Linked DNA regions of Homo sapiens: region 1 is linked to region 2. Evidence: chromatin contacts called from ENCODE Hi-C data. All regions are on one chromosome and are shown on one strand. The core of a region is the stretch at or near the end of the contact, and the rest is flanking DNA. Distances in the headings are between cores, read along the strand shown. Region 1 holds the start of NAV3 (neuron navigator 3). Region 2 has its middle 100 kb from the start of LINC02464.

Region 1 (4,361 bases), core at 1,147-3,646, 620 kb after region 2:
AGTTTGTAAAACCTCATTTTGAACTTCATCTACAAGGTATCAGTGACCGTAAGCTAATTTTTTACTTTCTCGGTGCCTTTGTCTCCTAGGTCTCAAAACGGTGTGGTTCTTTTAAGATAAATTGAGATGACAACTCCTGGCACAAAGCACATTTTTTATAGTAAGTTAGTTTGGTTTTGTTGCTTTTGGTGGTAGATATTACTGCAAAAAATTAGTTGACAGTGGCTACTAATACCATCTTATATTTCAGTCAGAGTGAAAGATATTGCCTAATATGCAAAAGGTATTTCAAAGTGAAAAGACATCTTATTGAATGTGAATCCTTTTTTTTCAATCTAATTGTTCCAGGAATTACGATACATTCTCCTCCAATGCATGTTTCCAAAATACCAATGAGCTCATTTGTAATTGGCAAACAGGAATTTTGTACTAGTATAATGCAGAAGTTGTGTAGCTTTATATACAATTTATTCTAGGCAAAGGGAAGCAGAATAGTCAGCGTAGAATTATAACCTTGGGTGGGCAAAGAAGCCCTCAGTTTGAATGTTGTATAGTCAGCAGGAGCCCTTTTGGCTCAGTTTTAAGAAAACTAAAAACAAAAACAAAAATGAATGCCTGCATCTGGGGCTTCCTCTTCAAAGGGGCATGCCCCTGGCCTTGTGCAGCTCTTAAATATTTGCAGTTGCCCTGACCCTGTACCCATTTCAATGGCAAGCCTACTGGCTTGGAGTTTGCCTTCCAACCGGATTTCTTCCACCAATTCTGGTTAAAGTGTTGCCAGCATTTATACCCAATTATTTTTTTATGTAATTCTGAGTCACTTCCTTGAGTGGTCCAAATTATTTTCTGAGGTGCCAATATTATTTTTGCTAGCAATATACTCCCAAAGTTGCATATGTTTTGAGTGAACTTCCTAGAATCAATTTTTCCCACAAGTTCTATTATTTAGGTGCTGTTTTGTTTTGCATTGTGAGGATTACAAGTTGCATATGTCTTATTATGAACTAAACCTCATTTTACGAACATGAACCTCTCCAACTCTGTATTACCTTATAGTTTCTGAAAGTTATAATGTGTTGAATGGTTTGCAAATTGCAAAATAACTTACTTCCTCAGAGAGATTATTTCATTTCTTTGATACCACTAGTGTTGTATTTGTTTTGTATTACCCCGCTGTGTAAAGCCCACTTGGGTTACTATTTTTAAAGCCTGCAAGACTTCTAACTTACATTTCCTGTCTTCTATGCTGCATCAGCAGAACATATACTTTTAGTTATTGGCTCTTTCATCTATAAATTACTGCTTCTTAGATAAAAGTACGTAGTGATTTAAAGACCTGGAAACAGTAGGCCAAAGATGACCATTTCTTCACTAAAGAAAGACATTTTCTATAAAAAATGGTTACGATTTAATAATTTCCATGATTCATTGTGTCTATACTAAGTGTCCACCACTCATTTTTCTAAGACCTTTGGTTGCATTATTACTAATTTTTATATTTGGTGTATATAATTGCTCTCTGTATCCATTTTCTGAGTGCAATCAGTTTCAGAACAATAATGCATGGTACATTAGATGTTTTCTTAAAAGTTTACCCCTTGTTTATTTAAAGTTCCTGACATGCTTTAACCAGAAATAGAACATGCTATGATTATATTAAAATAATTCTATGGATGGAAGCATCATCATTCATTCTCACTGAGTATCTGTTTGGACAGTTTTTAGAAGCTTGGGATTTTAAGTTGGACGTCATAAGCTTGAATAACAGTGTTATTTTCAACCATTTTAAAAGACAGGTTTACAAACTAAAATCATACATTCTTTCCCCCTTTCTAGCTTCATCATTTTAGTCAATTTTTTCAGTGTCTCCAAGTCATAGCTGTTCTTTCTATAAAGTGAAGAAAATAAATATGCCTATACTTTGAGTCATTCCAATGATTAAATGTGATAATGCATAAAATGCTTAGCTCCATAACTGCTTTGTAATACATTCCACATAAGTGTTAGCTTTGAATGTTTTTATAATCATGACTTATTAAATTTGGGAACAATGATTACTACATATTTAGTGCCCTGCTTCCTGTGTTTACTCTATTTTCATAACCTAGGCAGCTATGGTCCGATGAATGATTTAACTGCTTTAGCTAGTTGCACTATTGCATGATTTTAGCCTGATTTCATGGGATGCAACAGAATGAACATCGTGGCTCATGGCTGTCAGTAGTGAAAAATAGCTGGAAATCAGACAAACAACTTTATTGCTGAGATTGTTTCCGGGCTAAAAGTTCTTCCAACAGCTGTTTGTTTTGGCCATTAACATGTCCATTCTTTTTATTTTTTCTGAGCTGGGGGAAATACAATTTTCTTTAAAAAGAGAATGCAGGCTGGCTATTTCTGAAATCAGGAAGAACCCCTGTCCTTCCACTGTTGTGGTCTTTTGGCTGCTCTGACAGTTGGACTGAAGGGCTTTTCCTTTTGATTTTTTCCTCTTTTTCAATCTCAAAGTTCAGACTCAGACTGCTTTAGTGAGAAAAAAAAATAAGCAAAACTAAGAGCTCTTTAATCCTAAGAAGGAGCTTTGTAGCAGTTACCTTGAAGAAGAGTTTACTCCCCAAAGGAGTATTTAGTATTACTTAGATACTGAGTCACTGAACAGAGAGAGAGAGAGAGACAGAGAGAGAGAGAGAGAGAGAGAGACAGAGAGAGAGAGAGAGAGAGAGAAAGAGAGAGAGAGAGAGAATGAGAATGAATATGAATCCCAGCCAGCAAGAAAGAAAAGATACTTAACTAAAGATGCAGGGAAGTTTTGCCTCTTCCTGAAAATTATATTATTAGCTTTTTAAAAATCAGGATGACTGCTAGTTTTGTTTAAAGTATTTGTTCTGGAAATACTAAAGTTGGAGTCTACCAGACTGAGGTTAGAAGCATTTTCTTTGGCAGCAAGAAGATAATTTTATAGAAGCCATGCCTGTTCTTGGGGTTGCCTCAAAACTGAGGCAGCCAGCTGTTGGGTCAAAGCCTGTGCATACTGCTCTTCCGATACCAAATCTTGGCACTACTGGGTCACAGCACTGTTCTTCAAGACCTTTGGAACTTACTGAAACAGAGAGCTCCATGCTTTCTTGTCAGCTTGCGTTAAAATCAACCTGTGAATTTGGAGAGAAGAAACCCCTCCAAGGAAAAGCCAAGGAGAAAGAAGACAGCAAGGTTAGTTGCTGAAGTTACCTGCAGACTTGTGTAGCTAAAATGCACATTTCTCTTTAAGTGCACTATAAAACATGTTATGAAATGGGGAGTAGTAGAGGAATACCAGTGTAAGGATGTAAGTAGTTATAATGGCTGAAAAGCTGAATATTTAGCTTATGTAAACACTGTATTCTTAGTTTAGAGTTGTAAAAGTCATGATCAAAATTTTCTGAATATGCATCTATTGTAATCATTTAATACTACTTATTGATGAATGCCTAGTTAGTTCTAGATATTGCTCTATTACTAATAATCATAATCAGTCACAAATGTGAGAAAAAGAGAACCTATTGTCATCCATACTGCAATGTATGAAAATAGGTACTTTCAAAAAGACATTTATTTGTAATAATTCATATAGACACCATCACTTTTCTCTAAATGTCATTTGCATTTCAAAGAATTTCTGCTTGAAAATTTGTATCATAGGCTGCTTAATTCATTGCAGTATGAAGGAAAATGACATACTATTTTCCTTGATACTGCACATTTATATGGACTTTCCCTTGTAAACTGAAACGCTACTCTTTTACTTATTACTGACATCTTTTTCAGTCATTTAATTTATGATATTTTGTGAGTAGTTGCTCATAGCCCTTGGTTTCTAAAGCATACTACAACCGTTTTCTCCAGTCACGCATGCTAGAATGGCACTGAAGCTGCTGAACTTCATGCGGATTCATTTGTACCTTGATAAGCGTCACTTTTGTTTTGTGCATTTTTACTTTTATTGGTACATATTAGGTGTATATATTTATGGGTACATATTGGTGTATATATTTATGTGGTTCATGAGAGATTCTGATACAGGCATACAATGTGTAATAATCATATCAGGGTAAATGGAGTATCTGTTGCCTTAAGCATTTATCATGTCTTTGTGTTGCAAACATTATATATTCTTTTAGTTATTTAAAAATATAGAATAAGTTATTGTTGACAGTAATCATCCTATAGTGCTATCAAATACTAGATCTTATTCATTCTATCTAAATGTATTTTTGTACTCATTAACGATCCACACTCCCCCTACCCCTCGCCACTACCCTTTCCAGCCTCTGGTAACCATCATTCTACTCAGCATCACTTTTTAATGCAGCATTAACTATGATGTC
Region 2 (4,545 bases), core at 572-3,071:
ATCTTAGATTTAAGTCTTTAATTCATTTTGATTTGATTTTTATATATGGTAAGAGAGAGTGGGCTCAGTTCATTCTTCTGCATATGGATATCCAGTTCTCCCAGCACCATTTATTGAAGAGACTCTCCTTTCCTTGGTGTGTATTCTTTGCACCTTTGTCAAAAATGAGTTCACCATAGATGTACGAATTTATTTCTGGGTTTTGTATTCTGTTTCATTGATCTGTGTGTCTGTGTTTATGCCAGTTCCATGCTGTTTTGATTACTATAGCTCTGTAGTATAATTTGAAGTCAGTAATGTGATTCCTCCAGTTTTGTTCTTTTGTTCACAATGGCTTTGGCTATTTTGGGTCTTTTGTGGTTCCATATAAATTTTATAATTCTTTTTTCTATTTCTATGAAGAATGTCACTGGTATTTTGATAGGGGTTGCAATGGATCTGTAGATTGCTTTGGATAGTATGGAGATTTTAACAATACTAATTGTTCCAATTCATGAACATGGAATCTGTTTCCATTTTATTGTGTCCTTTAACAATTTCTTGCATCAATGTTTTATAGTTTTCATTGTAAAGTTATTTCACTTATTTGATTAAGTTTATTTCAAAGCTATTTTATTTGTAGTTATTGTAAATGAGATTACGTTCTTGATTTCTTTTTTAAATTGTTTGCTGTTGACATATAAAAATGCTACTGATTTTTGTATGTTAATTTTGTATCCTAGAGAAATACATTTAAAAAATACTCCTAAGATTCCCAACTTTTCACTAAGTGGTGGCTGTTGATTGTATTATCTTTTTGAAATTTAACAGCAGGGCATTACTATATAGCTTCCACAGTGTCATAAAATTTGGTACATCTTGAACTTAAGTGATGCTACACTGGCACAAGCTGTTGTTTCTTGAGTGTTCTAGCAATCAATACCTATCCTGAATCACAGCTGTGTTGATCAAATCTATCTATCTATCTATCTATCTATCTATCTATCTATCTATCTATCTCTTTTTAGAGACAGGGTCTCATTATGTAGCCTATGAACTCATGGGCTCAAGTGATCCTCCTGTCTCAACCTTCCAAGTAGCTGGGACCATATTTTTTACGGGGAAAAAAAAACTTAGATCAAATATTGTGTGTTCTCATTCATATGTGGAAGGTAAAAAAGTGAATCTTGTGAAGATAGTAAAGTGGTGGTTATGAAAGGCTGGGAAGGGAGGAGAGAATGAAGGAAAAAAAGAGAATATAAATATATTTATTACCACTGAACTGTAGGCTTAAAACTGGTAAAGAAGGTAAATTTTATATGTATATATTTTCCTCATTTTTTTTAAAAGAGTCTAGAGCACCACCAGCATGGAGGATTGCAGCAATTTCTCCTGATAAATATGTAAGACATAAAATTCAGTGGATGGACAGCAGAGAGTTATGAAACACTCCCCTTGACTGAAAAACAGTACCGGGGGAAAGCTAATTCACTCACATTACACATTTTCTTTTTAATCAGGATTTCCTCAAATTAAACATACATTGATGGGCAATGTAAACATCTCATGTGATATTGAAACAGTTGTCAACATCCTTAAGGAATTAACCCCCCTCCCTCCATGTTGGGCCTTTGCTGCCCTGCTGGTCTTTTTTTGTTTTTGAGTCTAGCCTCATTACATTAATAGCTCAAAACCTTCTCAGGCGTGTTAAAAATAGATTGCAAGAGAATTGAATGCAGTGTTTCCCTCCTCCCTCCCACTTTTTTTCTTGACTCTAATATAATGGCACTCCTCAGAAACAGTCCACGGAAATCCAGATTTTCGCAGTGGCTTGTGTGGGAAGTGCAGACTATTGTGTGCAAGTGTTGCAGCCTACTGCTTGGCAGGAAGTCGTTTTTCGGAAAAGTTAACTGAACAAACACCTTCCATTGTCTACAGAGGTTGAAAGTCCAATGAAATTTCCTTATTGCTATCTCTAAAGCAATTTGGTGGCTGTGATTACATTTAACCCTTTATTTCTAAAGTCTCATTTTTATTGAAGGCTCTTCCCTTCAGTGATTCTTAACCTTTTCTGATTCTCAGACTCTTTTGAGAATTTGGTGGGACAATAAACTCATGTATTCTTTTTTAAGGGGATCAACAGTTCTTTCTCTCATCCTCTCTCCCATGTCAAACTGTAGCAGGTCTAAGTCATTAATTATCAAGGGAAAAACTCTAAAGAAGAGAAGGTGAGGATCCAATGCATTTCTCATTTCTTTTATTGCAAATTAATTTTTTTTAAAGGCTGAGCTTTGCTGTGAACTATTTTAAAAGCTGTTAATCACTTTCATAGTCTCATTTATCAAAGTGATAATAATACATAGGCTTAGTTTTCCTGTGCTGTAATACAACTGAAAAAATTAACATTATAAATGAATATACAAAGAGTTCGACCAGAAAGGCAAAAATAAAAAATAGGCTACATTAAATTTGGTGATGACTGCTTTCATACTCTAAATATTTCACATTGCTTCAAAAGAGAATTTGTGAAAAAGTCTTTAAACAAAAAAACACATCTTTTGGTTTAATTTAAGATTGTAAGATTTAGCTATTCCACGGTGGAATTTGTTGACTCATAAGATAGTGAGTTTGCTGTCATTGGGAATATTCAGTAAAAGCATACTTACATTATGTGTCAGGTATATCAAAGAAAACCTTTCTGTTCTGTGGCCAGATAACTTCTATCAGGCCTTTGCATCAGAAATCCTACAAGTTAAAACAGAATTTAGTTGGTCTATAGGAGGAAAACTTTTGAGATGTATTTCTTTTTGTTTTCTTTTTTCCTATGCATATGACCAAGGCAATGGTTTTAATTAGTGCTGAGATGGAGTTCCAACTTTCCAGTATCATTTACTTTCTGTATGGTCTTGGATATCTATGATGCTATTACATGAAAACTACAACCTTTTCCCCAATGTCTAGAAAGTGACAAATTGTCCTATTATTCACTGGGAATTGATTTGGGAAGAGGGAAACTATTGTGTTACCTTCAGGGAAAGAGTACATCTGAATCAACTCTTTTTATCAAGTGCTTCGATTTTTGTCCCAAGTATTTTGATTAACTAAAATTTGAGAGTGTATATATAAAAGTATTCTTTTCTCATCCAATCTGTTGTTATTTATGTTGAATGTATGGGTTGTGAATTGCCAGGTCAAGTAAATGTGATGGCATTTAGCATCTATGGCTATTTTCCAAATGGATTCCTCATAACAAAGCCTTTGCACAATCTGAAATCCATTATCCTGAAGCTTTCCTATAGCCCTAAATTTGGTATATGTATTACTCAGCTCAGGCTGCCATAACAAAATTCTATAGACTGAGTGGCTTAAACAACAGAATTTGTTTTCTCATGATTCTGGAGGCTGGAAGTTCCCTACAGGGTGTCAGCATGGTCCAGTTTTAACAAGGGCTGTCTTCCTGGTTAGCTTCCTGCCTTCCTGCTATGTGCTCACATGTCCTATTCCTAGAGAAATCTCTCTCTTTCTCTCTCTCTTTCTTTTTATAAGAAGAGCAATCCTATCAGATTAGGAACCCATCTCTATTATCTCACGTAACCTTAATTATCTCCTAAAAGCCCTATTTCTAAATACAATCACATTGGAAATTAGAACTTCAACGTATGAATTTTGGGGAGGACACAATTCAGTCCCTAGCAATATCACATATGTTGATATGGTTTGGCTGTGTCCCCACCCAATTCTCATGGTGAACTATACTCCCATAATTCCCATGTGTTGTGGGAGGGACCTGGTGGGAGATAATTTGAATCATGGGGGTGGTTTTCCCCATACTGTTCTCATGGTAGTGAATAAGTCTCATGAGATCTGATGGTTTTATCAGGGGTTTCTGCTTTTGCTTATTCCTCATTTTCTCTTGCCACTGCCATGTAAGAAGTGCTTTTTGCCTCCCACTATGATTCTGAGGCCTCCCCAGCCACGTGGGACTGTAAGTCCAATTAAACCTCTTTGTCTTCCCAGTCTCAGGTATGTCTTTATCAGCAATGTGAAAATGGACTAATACAGTAAATTGGTACCAGAAGAGTGGGGTGTTGCTGAAAATATACCTGAAAATGTGGAAGCACATTTGGAACTGGGTAACAGGCAGAGGTTGGAACAGTTGGAGGGCTCAGAAGAAGACAGGAAAATGTGGGAAAGTTTGGAACTTCCTAGAGACTTGTTGAATGGCTTTGACCAAAAGCCTGATAGTGATATGGACAATAAGGTCCAGGCTGAGGTGGTCTCAGATGGAGATGAGGAACTTGTTGGAAACTGGAGCAAAGGTGACTCTTGTTATGTTTTAGCAATGAGACTGGTGGCATTTTGCCCCTGACCTTGAGATTTCTGGAACTTTGAACTTGAGAGAGATGATTTAGGGTATCTGGCAGCAGAAATTTCTAAGCAGCAAAGCATTCAAGAGGTGACTTGGGTGCTATTAAAGGCATTCAGTTTTATAAGGGAAGTGGAGCATAAAAGCTCAGAAAATTTGCAGCCTGACAATGTGATAGAAAAGAAAAACCAATTTTCTAA

What was found. Hi-C counts contacts between places; a loop is a spot of excess contacts on that map.
Region 1: a map of endothelial cell of umbilical vein shows a loop between it and region 2 (2.9-fold over the local background). The contact joins the promoter of NAV3 here to the enhancer-like site in region 2. A Hi-C loop is called at or near these places in 1 of 168 maps with a recorded cell type or tissue (endothelial cell of umbilical vein).

What each region holds. Positions count from the first base shown.
Region 1 is chr12:77,828,498-77,832,858 of GRCh38, forward strand. It overlaps NAV3 (neuron navigator 3), which reads left to right and starts at 2,397. Exons shown (of 40, transcript NM_001024383.2): 1 at 2,397-3,207. The coding sequence starts at 2,965.
Region 2 is chr12:77,211,695-77,216,239 of GRCh38, forward strand. No RefSeq gene overlaps it. Among named protein-coding and RNA genes, the nearest start is that of LINC02464, 100 kb to the right of the region's middle. Within about 2 kb of position 1,822, at least 2 of the 41 ENCODE cell types and tissues checked have a DNase peak (open chromatin) inside an H3K27ac peak, as active enhancers do; they include endothelial cell of umbilical vein, where a contact is called at or near this core.